Linked DNA regions of Homo sapiens: region 2 is linked to region 1. Evidence: chromatin loops called from intact Hi-C (ENCODE). Cell type or tissue: PC-9. All regions are shown on one strand. Each heading gives the region's core, and the rest is flanking DNA. Links, peaks and the distances in the headings are about the cores only.

Evidence for each region. A loop is a pair of places that touch in the nucleus more often than their neighbours do. Peaks named below come from ENCODE experiments on the same cell type or tissue, not always from the same donor. Only the 100,000 strongest peaks of a DNase experiment are listed, where the experiment ranks them.
Region 2: a loop joins it to region 1, with 9 times the contacts of the local background. A loop is called at or near these places in 2 of 110 quality-filtered maps.

Annotation. Positions count from the first base shown.
Region 1 is chr16:21,295,926-21,304,994 of GRCh38, reverse strand. It overlaps a transcript of CRYM not described here and the pseudogene ABCA15P. Among named protein-coding and RNA genes, the nearest start is that of CRYM, 22 kb to the right of the region's middle. RefSeq lists an enhancer at 2,019-2,607 and silencers at 3,050-3,309, 8,633-8,927. In PC-9, for the core only: CTCF peaks have their summits at 2,908, 3,112 and 4,275 (motif pointing right); DNase peaks (open chromatin) are centred at 1,864, 3,214, 3,484 and 4,294; H3K4me3 peaks cover 2,503 bases; H3K27ac peaks cover 1,726 bases.
Region 2 is chr16:20,735,810-20,744,878 of GRCh38, reverse strand. THUMPD1 (THUMP domain 1 NAT10 acetyltransferase adaptor) reads left to right here and starts at 3,061. Exons shown (of 4, transcript NM_017736.5): 1 at 3,061-3,370; 2 at 5,808-5,982; 3 at 6,923-7,171; 4 at 7,593-9,069. The coding sequence starts at 3,140. The coding sequence ends at 7,999. It also overlaps a transcript of ACSM3 not described here. RefSeq lists enhancers at 2,986-3,255, 3,266-3,315, 3,616-3,755, 3,786-3,875. In PC-9, for the core only: a CTCF peak has its summit at 4,391 (motif pointing right); a DNase peak (open chromatin) is centred at 2,988; H3K4me3 peaks cover 2,227 bases; H3K27ac peaks cover 361 bases.

The DNA of each region.
Region 1 (9,069 bases), core at 441-8,440:
CTCGTCTCACTGCAACCTTCACCTCCCGGGTTCAAGCGATTGTCCTGCCTCAGCCTCCCAAGTAGCTGGGATTACAGGTGCGTGCCATCACGCCTGGCTAATTTTTTGTGTTTTTAGTAGAGATGGGGTTTAACCATGTTGTTGAGGCTGGTCTCAAACTCCTGACCTCAGGTGATCCAACTGCCTTGGCTTCCCAAAGTGCTGGGATTACTGGCATGAAATACATGACGAATCTTAATCAAAATGGCAGAGCAGGTGTTTGGCTGATGTGGTGATGGGGTAAAATCAATTTGTGATTCATACAGCCTTCCAACTTCACAACTATGCCATTCTTAAAGGATTTTTCATGGAAGGGGGCTTCACATCAGGTGCTTACTCCTTAGTGCAGCTGATCAATACACTCAATACATGTCTGCAAACTTTAAAGGAATTTATGCAGCAGATCCAAGTCTTAAAGGCTATTTAAAAAAAAAGCAAACAAACCTAGAAACAAAGTTCATAAAGCAAAACCATAGCAAAACAAAGATTCAGGCAGAAAGATGTTCATGATAACACTGGAAAACAGTAAGATCAAATGAAAACAGAAAGAATGATTACATAAATCATGCCAATACCTTCAATAAAATCCTGTTCCTCTGTTACAAAGAAGGGATAGATATAGATACACTGTCATGAGAGGATAATATACTACTAAGGTAGAAAAAGTAAACTGCAAAATATTATACATGATATAAACACATTGTTTGGAAAAATATATATGTAGAGAAAAGAAGTACATGTACAGAAAAGAAAAATGGTAGAAGATCTGTTGATAGTATGTCCTCAGGAGGTGGAAAATGGGGGACTTACACATTTTACAAATTGTATGTCTATAGAGTTTGAATTTTATGTAATGTACCTGTATTGTTTTTCTAATTAACTCTTCAGGTGGGGGAACAGGTAAACCTGTGAAGAAGGAATCATCTGAAACACTCTCCCACTAACTTTTTTCTCTTGCTCTTTTAGTGGGTAATGTTTTGGAATATTAACCATAAGTTTTCAATTCAGTACCATCCCTCATTCAATCTTTTATTTTTTGGTCTCGGGGAAGACAGAGCAATACTTAATACCTACAAAGACAATGGCCAGTTCTTTCAGTTGACCCTTTCCAGGGTAAAACAACGGATTGGAAATAATGCACAATAAGGAAATGCCGAAGCCCGGCTCCTCAGCATCATCCCATCCCTTTCACTATTCCCAAAATAGATTTGGGGGATCTTATAGCGCAAGAGTCCTGACTCCAAAACAGCCTGGCCAGGAATAAGTACACATCAACATCCTGGTCCTAAATATGAAACACCCCCCACCCTTATCCCTCATAACTTGGATGCAACCCTTGTAAGGGAAAAGGAGGGTTGGAAGGAGCATGAACCTAAAATGCCTGAAAATTATTAGGGCAACCTGCCAAACTGTAGTCGCAAAAGAACAAATAGTTATTGGAAATTAAGCAATTACATGGTTCATAGCCCTGAATTATTAGAATTAAATTTATACTTACTATTTAATTTCAGCTCCTTTTCTAAAAAGCACTGAACTGCTTTAACTGAAACACTGTAATTTTCTTAATTGTACTTAAATATGTTTCTTTTCTTTTAAATTTTCTGCCTACTTTGCATAAAATGAGGTAGCCAAGACCACCTTAAAGTTCTCAGCTTGACTTGAAAAGGCTTTTTCCTGACTCTAGGCCCAAAACTTTCTTTTCTTAGAGCATGATATGGTTTGACTCTGTGTCCACACCCAAATCTCATCTTGTAGCTCCCATAATTCCCACGTGTTATGGGAGGGACCCTGTGAGTGATGACTGAATCATGGGGATGGGTTGTTCCCGTGCTCTTCTCATGATAGTGAGTAAGTCTCATAAGAACTGATGGTTTTCAAATGGGGAGTTTCCCTGCACAAGCTTTCTTGTCTGCCACTATGTGAGATATACCTTTCACCTTCTGCCGTGATTGTGAGGCCTCCTCAGCCACGTGGAACTGTAAGTCCAATAAACCTCTTTCTTTTGTAAATTGCCCAGTCTTGGGTATGTCTTTATCAGCAGTGTGAAAACAGATTAATACAGAGCATTTTCTTTAGAAAGCTTTTCACTGTAAATTCTTTCTCTGTCTTGAGATATCTGTAACTCTTTTTAATAGCCTCTTACTAGTTTTACAAACCAGAATCATCTTTGTCAAGGACCTGGGAGCCATTCCTTTGAAATGCAATCATCAAGGAAGACGGTCCCCCTATCTCCCAGTTTCTGTGGGAGGGTAGGAGCCTAACTTCCCTGAGAGCCAATTAGCAAACACAGCTGGCCTAATCACGGAGGAAACACTTGTAAACTCAGCAAACAACTCAGTATGCTTCCGACAGCCCTCCAGCACCTTTCTACTCTCATCCTAGAGCTTAAAAACCCTGCCCCACTTTGTTTCAGCAGAGTTAGTTTAGACTGAGTTCTGGTCTCTCTTCCCTAGGACAACAGCTTTGCATAAAGTATTCCTTACATATGTGACTTTCTCTGGTGTAATTTATGCTTTCACAAAGGAAAACTAAGACAAATTAAACTACCTATAATCACTGAACTTCCACAGCCCCTTCTGCCATTTATGGAACACTTAACATGTTCTCGCAATGTAAGTATCAGGACTGCCCTCTGAGTTGGATACAATAGCATCCTTTCCTCTTATAGTTATTTTCAGATATAAGCCTTAGGAAATGGAGGCTTAGAGAAACCAAGCAATTTGCCATAGGTCACAGCAAATAAATTCTGGACTAGTCAGGACTAGGGACAAGGCATTTGCCTCCAAAGTCAGTGCGTTCAAGCACTTTGCATAGCCAATATAAAATTCCTAACAGTGCTTCTATTTGATTTGATTGTGTGTATGTGTGTGTGGGTGTGTGTGTGTTGGCGGGGGGATGAGGAAGTCTCTGGAGGATTTATATGCGTGAGTTTTGTTTGGGGGTCGCCCTTTTGGGCTCTGCGCGCCCATCGCGGCTAGCGGGTGGGCCTCCCGGGCGTCGGGGAGCAGCTGCAAGCGCAGGGGGACGCCGGCAGAAGAAGGACGCGCCAGGACTCCCTAGCACGCACCCTCAGGCCTCGCCGCTGCCGCCTCCGCCTCCGCCGCTGAAGGGCGCGCGTCCACCCGGCGGGACTCCTCCTCCCAACGCCCTCCCCAACCACCAGCCGCCCGCGGGCAGGTTGGCAGCCTGGCCCTCGCGCGGACCCGGCCGGGAGCTGGCTGCACTAGGGCTGGGGGCGCGCAGTGCGCGGAGCGGTAGGAGTCAGCGGTGCGGAAGGCAGGAGGTGCGGGTGAAGCTGTCGGCGGTGCTCGAGGGGAGCACGCAAGAACCTCCTCAGTCCCTCTTCCGCACGTGCGCCCACGAGTGTAGTCCCCAGTTTGTTCCACCTATTATCCCGCAGCTCCAGTGCGCCCCACCTGTTGCCTCACCAGCCCAACGTTACTTCTTCCCTGCTTCCTCGCCAGCCCGTCTGGGGGCGGAGACCTCACCCACCGCCCCACCCACCTCGTCTCATGCTCCCACCCACCTCGTCCCATGCGCACACCCATCTCGTCCCTTGCGCTCACCCACCTCGTCCCATGCGCCCTACCCTATGCCCCAAGTCCCTGAAAGGGCCCCACCTAGGTACCCTTTTGGGTCGTCTTCAGGTTCTTTGCCTTGTCGACCCTCCTGGACGACCCCACATTTCTCCGCCTCTCGCGGGCTTCTCTCTCCCTCGTGTGCCATGGTCACCTTCAGCTGGCCCAGCCGCTGATGACAGAAGTTTAAGAAGATTCATGAGCCGCTGCTCCTCAGGGTCTACTGGAGTTTAGCAGATAACTTCCCAAAGGCCCGGGGTCCTGCAAACCCCTCATGCGGGCCACCCAAAAGATTCCGTCCTGGAGCAGACCCCGCGCCACGCGCGCTGTACTCGCGTTCCTTTTTCCAGCCAGCGCAGCCCTGCGGCTTCTGTCCGGGACGGTTCTGCGCGTGGGACGCCCAGCCCGCTTCATCTGCGCCCGCTGCCTTTACCCGCCAGCCACTCCGGCGTTTCCACCTCCGTGTATTTCTCATGCTCCCCACGTTCTATAATGCTTGCTCCTCTTGGCGCGCCCCACCCCAATTCTCGCATCCAGTGTGGCTTCCTGTTTAGAATCGCAGCTTCTGATTGGATCACAGGCCAAATTCACTCTTCCCTGCAATGCCGGATACGACTTGCTCCAGCTCCGAAGTTAAGCTTTGTCAGGAGAGGGCGCAAGAGGAACACTGCAGGACAAGGAGTTCTCTTCCTGGTTGGGGAAAAATCCAGGACTGTATAGAACATCCTCCGCCCCAAACTGGGAAAGGAGCCAACAGACCAAAGAATGACTCAGACCAGTCCAGCTTGATGAGTAGATGAGTTTATTGGGACTCACGTGTAGGGCATTTCTTTTTTTTTTCTTTTTCTGTTTTTTTTTTTTTTTTAAGAGGGAATCTCATGGCACCTCGTTTTCATCATCACTGGATGATTTCTCTGGGTTAGCAAAGGTCAGGAAGACTTGTTCCAGTGTGATCTGACAGAATAGTCTTCTAAATCAAATTGCTCTTTAGCTTGCTCCAAAATGCCAAACACCTTTAACAACAGCAATAAAAACACAGTTACCATTGCAATCTCCCCTTCAGCCCCCAACTCAGATGAGCCTCTCCTCCACTCCCCCACTCCTATCAAGTGTATGTTGGAGGACAAAAGGCACAGAAGGGTGAGGTGAGAAGGCGGAAGAACAGAGAATTGAGAAAGTGAGAGGAGGCCATCTCTTGATGGACATGGACTAATAGTCGGATTTAGGGGAAGAAATCAAGGCAATTAAACTCTAGGGGTGTTTGGAAAGTAACCTAACGCTGCTGCTCCTCCCAACAATGCCAGGCTCCCATTCCAAATGCCCGAATCCCAAATACTCCCCACCATTAGTGCTCTCTTACTTAACATGCAATGTTACAAGGGCAAGATTTCTACCATCACCTTTCCCCAGTCCTTGCTGGGAATGTAGCAGTTAAGGATCCCTTGGTTCTTGTGTTTTAAGACACTACTCAAGAAAGGATAATAGGACCGGTGAATAATCTTACACACTTAATTTGAAATCACCAAAATATTGCTACATTTACTTAACTATATACTTGAAGGGGTGGATAGAGGAGGTTAATACAAAAGGCAATATGACCTGCTAACCCAATCTCTTTGGTATCCATGATATAGTTAATGGTTTCGGCAGATTTATTCCTCATGAACTAGTCTTATTATGTGGAGTTCATAGCAATGATTGAGGGTACAAATATTAGCCAGTTCACCTGCCCAATGTAAAACACCTGAGCCTTCTAAAAGTCTAATGTGGTCAGGTGCAGTGGCTCACGCCTGTAATCCCAGCACTTCGGGAGGCCAAGGCGAGCGGATCACCTGAGGTCAGGAGTTTGGGACCAGCCTGGCCAACATGGCGAAACCCTGTCTCTACTAAAAATAGAAAAATTAGCCGAGCAGTGGTGGTGCACTCCTGTAATGCAAGCTACTCGGGAGGCTGAGACAGGAGAATCGCTTCAACCCAAGAAGCAGAGGTTGCAGTGAGCTGAGATCACGCCACTCAACTCCAACCTGGGTGACAGAGTGAGACTCTGTTTCAAAAAGTAAAAAAAAAATTAAAAAAAAAAACTAAAAGCCTAATGTTGCTACGAGACTTTATTCCTAAACGCAGTGCTGAGAATCTGAACCAGGATGTTTTCCTCCCGGCAGTGTGTGGGCAGGTACAGTGTGTTTGGTGGGGAGGACAACAGGAATAATCACAATAAGAACAAGATTAATAACAATAAGGATTAATCATAATAAGAATAATCATAGTAAGAATAGCCTCACGTGTGAAACAGGAAATCACATATAAATCACCAAAGTCAGGCCACTTGTTCTAGTTTCTTATACAGGTGAGTAATGATCCACTGGTGGAGTAGGAGGAAAGAGGGTGGTGTCTATTCCTAATTTAGAATAAACATTTGTATTTACACTTTTATTGCATATTTGTAGATTATAGCAAATGAAATTAACTGGGATTAAAAATGTTTGAAAAAACACATGTTTGTAACAGTGTGGGATTTTTCTTAATGTTAGTCTTAAAGCATGTATTGCCTTCATGATCACACAAATAAATATGAGATATTTCAAACATCGAGCTTAATGAATTATTTAAAGCAAATACACACAAAACCACCCTATCCAGGTCAAGTAATAATAACCCATACATTCCCATGGGCTATTTCCCAGCTTCTGTCCTCTATAAAAAGTATCCATTGCTTTTATTGTTATTTGAGCAATTCCCTAACAGTTCCCTTTTTATCATTTTATCTACACATGCACCCCTAAAATTGTGATTTCAATTTTTCTACTTCTGAACTTTATATGAATGGAATCATCCAGTATTCATTCCTTTCTTTCTGCTTCACTCAATATTATGTTTGGAAACTTCACTCATGTTGCATGTAATTATAATTCATCATTTTCCTTTCTGCACAGTAATCTGGTATATGAATGTTGTATATTTCCCATTTGTTTACTAATAGAGACATGCGGGTTGTTTTTAGTGTTTGACTTTTGTGAATATAACTTATTTGAATATTATTTTACGTATCTCTTGGGAGAAGTGGATGCAAGTATCTCGGGTATATACCTAAAGGTAGAATTTTTGGGTCATTGCTTTTTGTAAAATTGGTTAAGCCAACTTTAGCTTTCCCTTGGAGGTACACAGAACTGGTGAATATCCCTTTCACTCTTCACATAAGGAAAGGCTGGACAAACTGCAAATTAATAGCTTTTATTTAACCTATCAGTTCTCTGATTGGGCAAATACTGGACAAACACCTAACTCAGCATCATGGGAGAGACAGGTGCCTGCAGGGAGCAACAGGACAAGCATCTACTTATACAAGGCAGACACTGAAAATGATATATCAATTGGTAAGAAGATTTAAACATTTTTTAATGCATTGCTAAAGGCCAAGTATTGGTCTAGCATGAGAACATAAAGATCATTCTTTTATTTTTAACCTCTGTGATACAGTTTGCTTTAGTTGTGTTTCTTACATACCGCAGAGTTGGATTTTGCTTGTTAGCCAATCTGAAAAATATTTTTTTCATCTAGTCAGAGAATTAAGCCTTTCTATGTTTACTGAGAGGACCAATATGTTCTATAGAAGTTCTCCCACACTGTTCTGTAATTACATGTCAATGGAAATACACATATCTACATACATGCATAAGACACTCACATGGCACATATCCCCACTCTGGTTGGTTCTATTTATTGTTATATTCATGATACAGAAACATTTATGCATTTTTAAAATATGTATCAATTATGTTATATTTTATCACACAGATACCTTTCATTTAGCCCAAATTTTAGAGGCACATATAGTCAATGCCCACCATTAGTTCTTACACACAAGCTCTGCCAATCAATTTTTAGTTAATGGGAATTTTTTTCATTTGTATATTCTTCAGGAAGAGCTAATAGAAACAGCATTCCTTGTGTTCATGAGTCTTTGTGACTCTTTTCTCTTTTTTTTAGATGGAGTTTTGCTCTTGTTGCCCAGGCTGGAGTGCGATGGTGAGATCTCAGTTCTCTGTAACCTCTGCCTCCCGGATCAAGCAATGGTCATGCCTCAGCCTCCCGAGTAGCTTGGATTACATGCATGTGCCACCATGCCCGGCTAATTTTTCGTATTTTTAGTAGAGATGGGGTTTCACCATGTTGACCGGGCTGGTCTCGAACTCCTGACCTCAGGTGATCACCTGCCTTGGCCTCCCAAAGTGCTGGGATTACAGGCGTGAGCCACCGCGCCTGGCCTTTTGTGACTTTTAATCTTGAAGGTCACTTCGACTGGAGGTAAAAACCTTGCTTGTGTTTTTCTTTCATTGAATATCTTTATTTATTTTTCATTTTTATTTTTAGAGACGGAGTCTTGCTCTGTCGCCCAGGCTGGAGTCGGTGGCGCGATCTCGGCTCACTGCAAGCTCCACCTCCCAGGTTCACACCATTCTCCTGCCTCAGCCTCCTGAGTAGCTAGGACTACAAGTGTCTGCCACCATGCCCGGCTAATTTTTGTATTTTTAGTAGAGACGGGGTTTCACCGTGTTAGCCAGGATGGTCTCGATCTCCTGACCTCATGATCCGCCCGCCTCAGCCTCCCAAAGTGCTGGGATTACAGGCGTGAGCCCCCGGCCTCAGTGAGTATCTTAAACATCTGACTTGCTCTCCTGGCATAAGACCTTCTTGTTACAAAATCTGCACTCGATCTGACTTTTTCTATTATAAAATGCTTGTCTTTTTTGTCTACATATATAAAAGTCCCTGCCCCATTTTATTATTAAAGTGAAGTAGTTTATTAGAATATTCCTTGGTGTTAGTGATTAGGGGTCAGTTTTTTCAGGTATACTGGTTGCCCTTTCAATGAGTAGATTTGTGTTCTTTTATTTCAGGAAATTTTCTTGAATGATAGGTTTTAGTATTTGTTCTGTGGTTTTGCTTTTTATCTTTGTGGACTGCTTTCATAATTGTTTTGAATTGATATTGCCTTATTTCTCCCTGACAAGTTCTCATCTATATTTCCATTTGATTGTTTTTCTATTTTTCTCTTTTCCAATCTCCATTTCCCTTACACTTTCCACACTATTAGCTCTTGAAAAGTAAGTGTTTCTTAAATGTTTACTTAAAAAACTCCAGCTGGGTGCAGTGACTCACACGTTTAATCCCAACACTTTGGGAGGCCAAGGCGGGTGGATCACTCGAGGTCAAGAGTTGGAGACCAGCCTGACCAATATGGTGAAACCCTGTCTCTACTAAAAATACAAAAATTAGCTGGACATGGTGGAAAATGGTCTTTTACTTATGATATTTTTCTATGGAGTTCAATTATAATCTTTTAATTTGTTCATGTTTTAGTGAGATGAATTTTCTTATGGTTTTGGAAATAGTTTCATATATAGGAGATGGGGTGCAACAAAATAACTTTCTTTTTTTTTTTTTAGACGGA
Region 2 (9,069 bases), core at 499-8,498, 560 kb after region 1:
ACAAGGAAGGATTCTCAAATCAGGCAGGCCCCTGACCCACTAACCGGAATAGGTTTAGAGACATCCTGGTGCTGCCACATGGTCAGAGATGATTTATGGACATAAAAAGAAAAGTGAGGTGCAGGAAATGGAAGTAAGGTACAGAAACAGCCCAATAGGTTACAACTCAGTATTTGCCTTATTTAAACGTGGTTTGGCTGGGCGCAGTGGCTCATGCCTGTAATCCCAGCACTTTGGGAGGCGAAGTGGGCAGATCTCTTGAGGTCAGGAGTTCAAGATCAGCCTGGCCAACATGGTGAAACCCCATATCTACTAAAAATACAAAAATTAGTTGGCCGTGGTGGCATGCACAGGTAATCCCAGCTACTTGGGAGGCTGAGGCAGGAGAATCGCTTGAACCCAGTAAGTGGACGTTGCAGTGAGCCGAGACTGCACCAGTGCACTCCATCCTGTGCGACAGCAAGACTCCGTCTCAAAAAACATAAAAATAAAAAACATGGTTTGAACAATCAGCCACCTGTGAGTGGTTGAGCATGGCTTCTGTGCTTGGCTGAGATTTGGCTACTTGTTACAACAGCCATTACAGTCTGTTTACACATCCAATTAGGTTATAGTTCACTATGTATGGAGAAACCTGTAGGCCAGGGATGTCCAATCTTTTGGCTTCCTTGGAAGAAGAATCCTCTTGGGCCACCCATAAAATATACTAATGCTAACAATAGCAGATGAATTTTTTTTAATTGCAGAAAAACCTCAGAGTGTTTTAAGAAAGTTTATTAATTTGTGTTGGGCCGGTTGAATTTCAAAGCTGTCCTGGGCCACATGTTGACTGTGGGCCAACAGGTTGGACAAGCTTGATTTAGGCCAAACTTAAATTTAGCCTAAAGCTGCCTCCTCACATATTTTAACAAAACTGAGTTTTTGTTTTTCAAGTTTGCCTCCATATAGTACTCAAATATGCTTGGGACTTGAAATATATATATTTTAACTTGTTATCTGTATGCTAATATTTGATATCCTAAGGACAGGTGGCAGAGTGTGGGCAACTGAAACCCAGCCAGCAGAAGAGAGAGAGATTTGGGGGAAGGCCAATGCCAGTGTCATGACACTGCTCTTCACAAACAACTGAGGACTTCTAGAAATCTCTGCTGTGCAGTGTCCACCAAAGAAATTCTGAAAATTAAATGCTGTATTGAATACACAGGTAAAAGCAAACAATAAGATGATAAAATTTTTGGACATAGTGGTAGATCTGGGGTTAGAACCTAGGGTTTATTGACTGTGAATTCGGTGTCCCTTTCAAAATATCAGATTACATCTTTTAGGGCTTTGTAGGAACTCAAATCTGCTAAGAGGTTTGTACCTGAAGAGTAGTATGAGAAGCACTTGTTTTTTAAACACATTCTTCAAAAGTGGCATCTTCAATGATTTTTAAAAAGACAGTAACATGATAAGTTGCCAAGACTATGGATAAAAGGCCGCAACGAAAGCAGCATGAAACAACACCAGCCAACATCCTTGGTTTTAAGTGAAATAGAAACATAGCCTGGAAAATTGAGGCTGAAATGGAATTTACTGGAAGCCTTTTGAGTAACTGTTCTATGTGGGAAATGCGCGAGGGGAAAAAACAAGACAAAATACGGCCAGGCGCGGTGGCTCACGCCTGTAATCTCAGCACTTTGGGAGGCCGAGGCGGGTGGATCACGAGGTCAGGAGATTGAGACCATCCTGACTGACACGGTAAAACCCCGTCTCTACTAAAAATAAAAAATATTAGCCGGGCGTGGTGGCGGGCGCCTGTAGTCCCAGCTACTCGGGAGGGAGGCAGGAGAATGGGGTGAACCTGGGAGGCGGAGCTTGCAGTGAGCCCAGATCGCACCACTGCACTCCAGCCTGGGCGACAGAGCGAGACTCCATCTCAAAAAAAAAAAAAAAAAATAGACAAACATACAATACCTTTGGGGGTAAACAACCTTTATCCCACGTAAATGGCAATGCAGATATAATAAGCAAATGATATAGTAAGCAAATTGCAATGGGAAGGGGAGAAGGGAAAAAAAAAAAATATATATATATATATATATATTTACACGCACCAGACTATGTTGGATTCATCACCAGACCGGGAAGCAACAGCCTGGGCTCCAGAGTCAGCCACTTGTCCGTGCACAGAGGAGGAGGGGTCTCAAGAAGCTTCCGTGTGGCCTGGGACCCTGGCTCATTTTTTTTTTTTTTTTGAGACAGAGCCTCGCTTTGTTGCCAGGCTGGAGTGCAATGGCACGATCTCGGCTTACTGCAACCGCCGCTTCCCGAGTTCGAGTGATTCCCCTGCCTCAGCCTCCCGAGTAGTTGGGACTACAGGTGCGCGCCACCACGCCTGGCTAATTTTTTGCATTTTAGTAGAGATGTTGGTCAGGATGGTCTCCATCTCCTGACCTCGTGATCTGCCTGCCTTGGCCTCCCAAAGTGCTGGGATTACAGGCGTGAGCCACCGTGCCCGGCCGACCCTGGCTCTTTTTGTAATGCGTTGATTGGCATGAGGCCCAGTCACGAGGGCCCTTCTCGACTGGGCTCAAGGAACACATAAAGGTCAACTTGTTTCTGTGATTGTCTGTTTTTCAATAACTCAAGTACAGGTACAGAGTTATCTGTAACAGTGCTGGATGAATGAATGCCTCAAGGGGCTCATGCAACCTGTTACGGGACTTGACCATTGTGTCCACGTTCAATTGAGTTCAAATTTAATATTTAACTTTTCCTCCACAGTAGCTGGCAGAATTATAGGGAAGGCTGGAGGAACAGGTACCAAGGTTGGGTGGAAGAAGCTATATGGCTGGAGCCAGCTTCAAGGGCTTGAGGAGCCACCGACACCACTTCCAGAATGGCTGCTATGCTGCCTCTACTGGATTCAGGTTGCAGTCGGGAGGCGGGGCAGGAGGCGGGGCTTGGGCGGGTATCACTCCACCCCTTTCACGATTGCAGACCGGCCTTAGGACCTGGCGCAGCACGGAATGAGGCTTCGAGGCCGGCTAGGGGAGGCCGTCGCTCATATCCGACGTCACCAGTTCGCGCCGGCGATAGACGAGGACGCCAACAGCAGCGGAGAAACGTTTCTCTTTCCTCTCAGTTTGCGCACACCATGGCGGCCCCTGCCCAGCAGACTACTCAGCCTGGCGGCGGGAAGCGCAAAGGCAAGGCTCAGTATGTGCTGGCCAAGCGCGCTCGGCGCTGCGACGCTGGCGGGCCCCGTCAGCTAGAGCCCGGGCTACAGGGCATCCTCATCACCTGCAATATGAACGAGCGCAAGTGCGTGGAGGAGGCCTACAGCCTCCTCAACGAATACGGCGACGACATGTATGGGCCAGAAAAGGTACCGGTCCCGGGGTGGGCGGGCGGGCCGGCTGCCAGGCCTTGCGGGAGGAGGGAAGGGTGGAGGGATGGCTGCTGGTATGGGCATGCGCGCCTCGGGTCGTCGGCGTGACGGCTGTAGGGGCGTGGCCTCGCCGGCGTTTCCGTCCCTAGTCCTGAGACGCTCGCAGACTTCGGTGCTATCGGTTTTGTGCTTGAAGTGCTTGCACCTTTTCTTGCCATCAGTAACCACGGTAGCTCCCATTACTTTTATTTTTATTTTTGTGAGACAGGGTCTCGCTCTGTTGCCGAGGCTGGAGTGCAGTGGCGTGATGATAGCTCAGGGAAGCCTCGACTTCTCCTGTCTCAGCCTCCAGAGTAGCTGGGACTATGAGTGCGCGCCACCACTCTCGGCTAAGTTTTGTAAATTGTAGATAAGGGGTCTCACTGTTTGGCCCAGGGTAGTCCTAAACCCTACACTCAAGCGATCCTCCCGTCTCTGCCTCTCAAGGTGCTGAGATTACAGGCGCGAGCCACTGAGCCCGGCCTACCTCCCACTTAAGGATTGCTCATTGAGGGCCAGGCGGTGTGCTGAAGCTCTTTCAGAAACACATTTTTCATGACAGCCTCGTGAAGTTGGAGTAATAATGTGTTTACCTGAAGCAATAATATTTCTGAAATAATAGGTTTACTACTAATGCTAGTTACTGCACTTAAAATACATTTTAGAACGTAAAAACTTTTACCAATATCACCTAAAGTCTTAGTGTTTGGAAATCATATTACTGGCTTAGAATCTGGACCAATACACACACGCACACTGAGGGATTAAATGAAGAAGGGTAATACAGAGGGAATTTAAATTCACGGCTCATCCTCTACTAGCTTGGGGACTCGGACATGGGCACATTATTTGATGCTGCTGAGCTAGATAAAAAAGAGAATACTTTAAGACTGGCTAGTGAGTTGCTTATGTACATAAAATACATACTGGTATGTAATAAAGTTTCTGTAAATGTATACAATTATTATTGTGCCTGACTGGCAATTTCGTTGGGCACTAGGGGGCAGAGAGCTGGGCAACAAGCACATATCCTGTCTACTCCTGTACTTTAAGCAAATTCTTTTTTTGGAAGCGGTCTTGCTCTGTCACCCAAGGTGGAGGTTGGAGTACAGTGGCATGCTCTTGCTCACTGCAACTTCCACCTCCGGGGCTGAAGCAGTCCTCCTGCCTCAGTCCCCGAGTAGCAGGGACTGCAGGCATGTGCCACCATGCCCGACTAATTTTTTGTATTTTTTGTAGAGACGGGTTCTCAGGCCATGTTGTCCAGGCTGGTGTCAAATTCCTAGGCTCAAGGGATCCGCCCACCTCTGCCCCCTAAAGTACTGGGATTACAGGCATGAGCCACCATGCTTGGCCAAAATTATTGAACAATGTATTTCTGTGCCTTGTTCCTTAATAGAACAAGAGTAAGGGTTTTTAATTCCACAGGTATTTGGTCTAATCTCACCAAAAGGACAGTGTCGTGTGAGGCACACAGATACCTGGTCAACGTGTTAAGGTCCACCCTAAAATGATTGATCTGGTCAGCACGTTTCTCTCTGCCTCAAACTGTCAGGATGCTTTTGAAAACATTTTCAAATTTTACATTCTATAGTCTGCGGGAATTCCCTCTTCCTCCACATTTTTTTTTTTTTTTTAATTTTTTTGAGACAGAGTCTTGCTCTGTCACCCAGGCTGGAGTGCAGTGGTGCAATCTCAGCTCACTGCAATATCTGCCTTCTGGGTTCAAGCGATTCTCCTGCCTCAGCCTCCTGAGTAGCTGGGATTACAGGCGTCTGCCACCACATCGGGCTAATTTTTGTATTTTTAGTAGAGACAAGGTTTCACCATGTTGGCTAGGCTGGTCTCGAACTTCTGACCTCAGGTGATCTGCTTGCCTCTGCCTCCCAGAGTGCTGGGATTATGGGCATGAGCCACCACTTCCGGCCTTGCTCCACGTTTTGAAGGGTGTGGTGTCCCAGCTTCGTAAAAAAAGCTTTATTATCAATACTGAGTCAGCTGGGCATGGTAGCTCACACCTGTAATCCCAGCACTTTGGGAGGCTGAGGCGAGTGGATCACCTGAGGAGTTTAAGACCAGCCTGACCAACATGGCGAAACCCCATCTCTACTAAAAATACAAAAATTAGCTGTGTGTAGTGGCATGCGCCTGTAATCACAGCTACTTGGGAGGCTGAGGCAGGAAAATTGGTTGAACCCAGGAGGCGGAGGTTGCAGCAAGTCAAGATCGCACCACTGCACTCCAGCCTGGGAGGCAAAGCGAGACTCCATCTTTAGAAAAAAAAAAAAAATCAATACTGAGCCACCTGCCGCCAGGGACTTCACATAAATAATTACTTATAGTGTTTAAATGTGAGCTGTTGTGTCATTTCTGCTCATTAGTTTTATGCAAACAGTTTACAGACAAGGATCAGCAGCCCTCTGGAAGTGAGGGAGAGGATGATGATGCGGAGGCTGCCTTGAAGAAAGAAGTTGGTGACATTAAGGCATCTACAGAGATGAGGTTAAGAAGATTCCAGTCAGTGGAAAGTGGAGCAAATAACGTTGTCTTCATCAGGACACTTGGGATAGGTGTGACAAATACTTGCTAAGATTATCGATCTCATAACATCTGGGTATCTTCCTGTCTCAGGGAATACTGCTTACAAAATGGCTTCTTGGGCATGACTCAGTTAATCATTTGATGGCAGCTTCTGTACACTGTATTAGCAGTTGGCCTGTGGAGAGGTAGAATGGGGTGGTGGACGTAGCATTGGCTTATGAGTGGAAACCTGGCTTTGCTGCTTCCTTCGTATATAACTTAAGGCAGAACTAGAGTGCCAGTTCTGTGTAAATAAGGGGCAGCTGCTACTCAGCTCCAGCCAGTTGTTGCTCTTTGGGAATGCAGGGCCAGGTATTTGAATTTCTCAAAAGAAGTTTGAAATCTGGAGTTTTTTTGTTTTTCAGTGTGGTCAACTAATTTACAAATTTTCGGAGCAGCCCCAAATATACTTGTATGTAGGCAAGTTGCAGCCTGAGGACCTCCCTTTCATGATGTTGTGCCCAGCATGGTTCTGGGATTCCTCTTGGGTCTGAGATTTAGACTTGTGTGCTAACTTAGCTAATGGATTAATTACATCTTTTAAAGTGACTCACAGAATTTTTTTTTTTTTTTTTTGTAAAAAAGTGTGTACTGTTTAATGTACTCTGTTGTTACAGGAAAACAACAGCATGGTGTTACGGTTGGATAACTCAGGACATCACAAAAATGTTAACAACGGTGTCTACCTAAACAGTCATTTCTAGTGCAAGCAGTAATAATGATGAAAAGTTAAAATATATTAGATACATTATAGTACGTATTAGGCACTGAAGAAATACTGTTTGGAAAGAATGACTAGGTAGATTCATTTAAAATTCATTATGAGAATTTCTTCTGTCAACTTATGTCATTGCCAGTGAAAATTCATTTTAGAGTTCGATCTTTAAGATGTCTGAGAAATTATCTTCTTAACTTTTTTTTTTTCTTAAGAGCCTGAGAAATTGGTGCATCATATTCTCCAGGATATGTACAAAACCAAGAAAAAGAAGACTCGAGTTATTTTGCGAATGTTACCCATCTCAGGCACATGCAAGGCTTTTTTAGAAGATATGAAAAAATATGCAGAAACATTTTTGGAACCCTGGTTTAAAGCTCCAAACAAAGGGACATTTCAGATTGTGTACAAATCTCGAAATAACAGTCATGTGAATAGAGAAGAAGTTATCAGAGAATTGGCAGGTATGTTTCTCTTAGTGATTTTCCATAGGCATTCAATGGTAAATACTTGTTTTTTAAGGATTTTTTTCTTTTTAAAGATTTAAGGCTTACATTTTTGAGTGTAGAACAAATATATTAAAATGTTCTTAAAATAGTATTAAATCAACTGATTTCAATATGTCGGATATGAGATTTTCTGGTAGTTAGATAAAAGTCTTTTTTAACTCGAAATTGAATTTTGTTTGGAAAAAAATTCTTATTAAATGTTGTAGGGTTTCATTTGTGTTTATTTATTGTAAGGGTTCAGATTATTTGAAGTCCACATAGAAGAGTGGATTACTGTATGTCTTGTTTTAACAAGAAACAGAGACAAAAGATTTTTTGTATCTATCAGATGTAATGGTATCCTCCTCAGCTATGTGTTTTTCTGTTTTTGTTACAGGAATAGTGTGCACCCTCAATTCAGAAAATAAAGTGGATCTCACCAATCCACAGTACACAGTGGTAGTAGAAATCATCAAAGCTGTCTGTTGCCTGAGTGTTGTGAAAGATTACATGTTGTTTAGAAAATACAATCTCCAGGAGGTGGTGAAGAGCCCTAAGGATCCGTCACAGCTTAACTCAAAGCAGGGAAATGGGAAAGAAGCTAAACTGGAATCTGCGGACAAATCAGACCAAAACAACACAGCAGAAGGAAAAAATAACCAGCAGGTACCAGAGAATACTGAGGAGCTGGGGCAGACAAAACCAACGTCTAATCCACAGGTGGTAAATGAGGGAGGAGCCAAACCTGAACTTGCAAGTCAAGCCACAGAAGGATCCAAGTCAAATGAAAATGACTTCTCATAGGAAGTCATTTGGTGTTGGAGGTGGGTTTCTCACCTGGGGCTCTACGAGATGTTGCTGGGGCTCCACCTTAAATTGTGACTAAAAACAGTTTTTTATTTGTGTGCTGCATTATGCTGTTCTCACAGTAGTGAGCAATGATTGCGCAGCCCTGTTAACAGTTTTTTTAGGGATCTTTCAGCCTTTATGGTATTACGTAGAGGCAGACCCATGTGCTGCTGTTGCAAAGAGGGGAGGATAGGAGGGGGATGTTGGCCTCTCCCAGGCTCCTCTTCTGCAGTGCCAGCTGACTTAAGGGAGTGAACTACCTGTGAAGTAGAAAATCAGAGGGAAGTTTTCATTCTAAGGAAGGAGTTTTTACATGCCACAGCTCAGCTGTCTGCCTGCCACTTTGTTGTAAACATTGCAAAAATGTGGATCATGTAGGTTAGAAGTGAATTGTTTAGTGAAGTTTTTGTACTTTTGTGATTTTCTTGTTTATGTCTGTTTTTTTTTTTTTTTTTTAACATTTGTGTGTAATATAGCTGACAGTCCAGTGTCGCAATTTTGGAAGGCAAGATGTGAGAGAGACGAGAACCATTTTAGGCATAGAACTACAGACATTTCTGAAAAGGTTGGTGATGAAGAACTTCAGTCTTCTGAGTATACTTCAGTATACTAGTGCAACAAGGGACACAAAGAAATTCTGTCTTAATAAAGAAAGCTACTTCTCAAGGGTATTATGTGGACTCAGTCCAAGCTCTCCTGTCCCATTGTGCATTGTCTGTGACATGCAACTTACAAAACTAGCAATTGTAACAATAAATCACAGCCACTTGACAAGAAAGGATATTCATTATTTTCAAATGGCTTTTGGACTATCAAAAACAGTAAGGCTTTTGTTCAGAAATCACCTTTAGTCAAAAGGTTTAAGAAGCAAATTATTTAGTAGCAGAACTTATCTCAGGAAAGGAAAATATGCATGGTTGGTGAGAATCTAATAACATTAAAATGCTGGGGCAAGATGCAGTACAAAGTTGAAGAGACTTTATTCTCAATAAGTTGATTTACTGATGATATGTCATATGATGCAA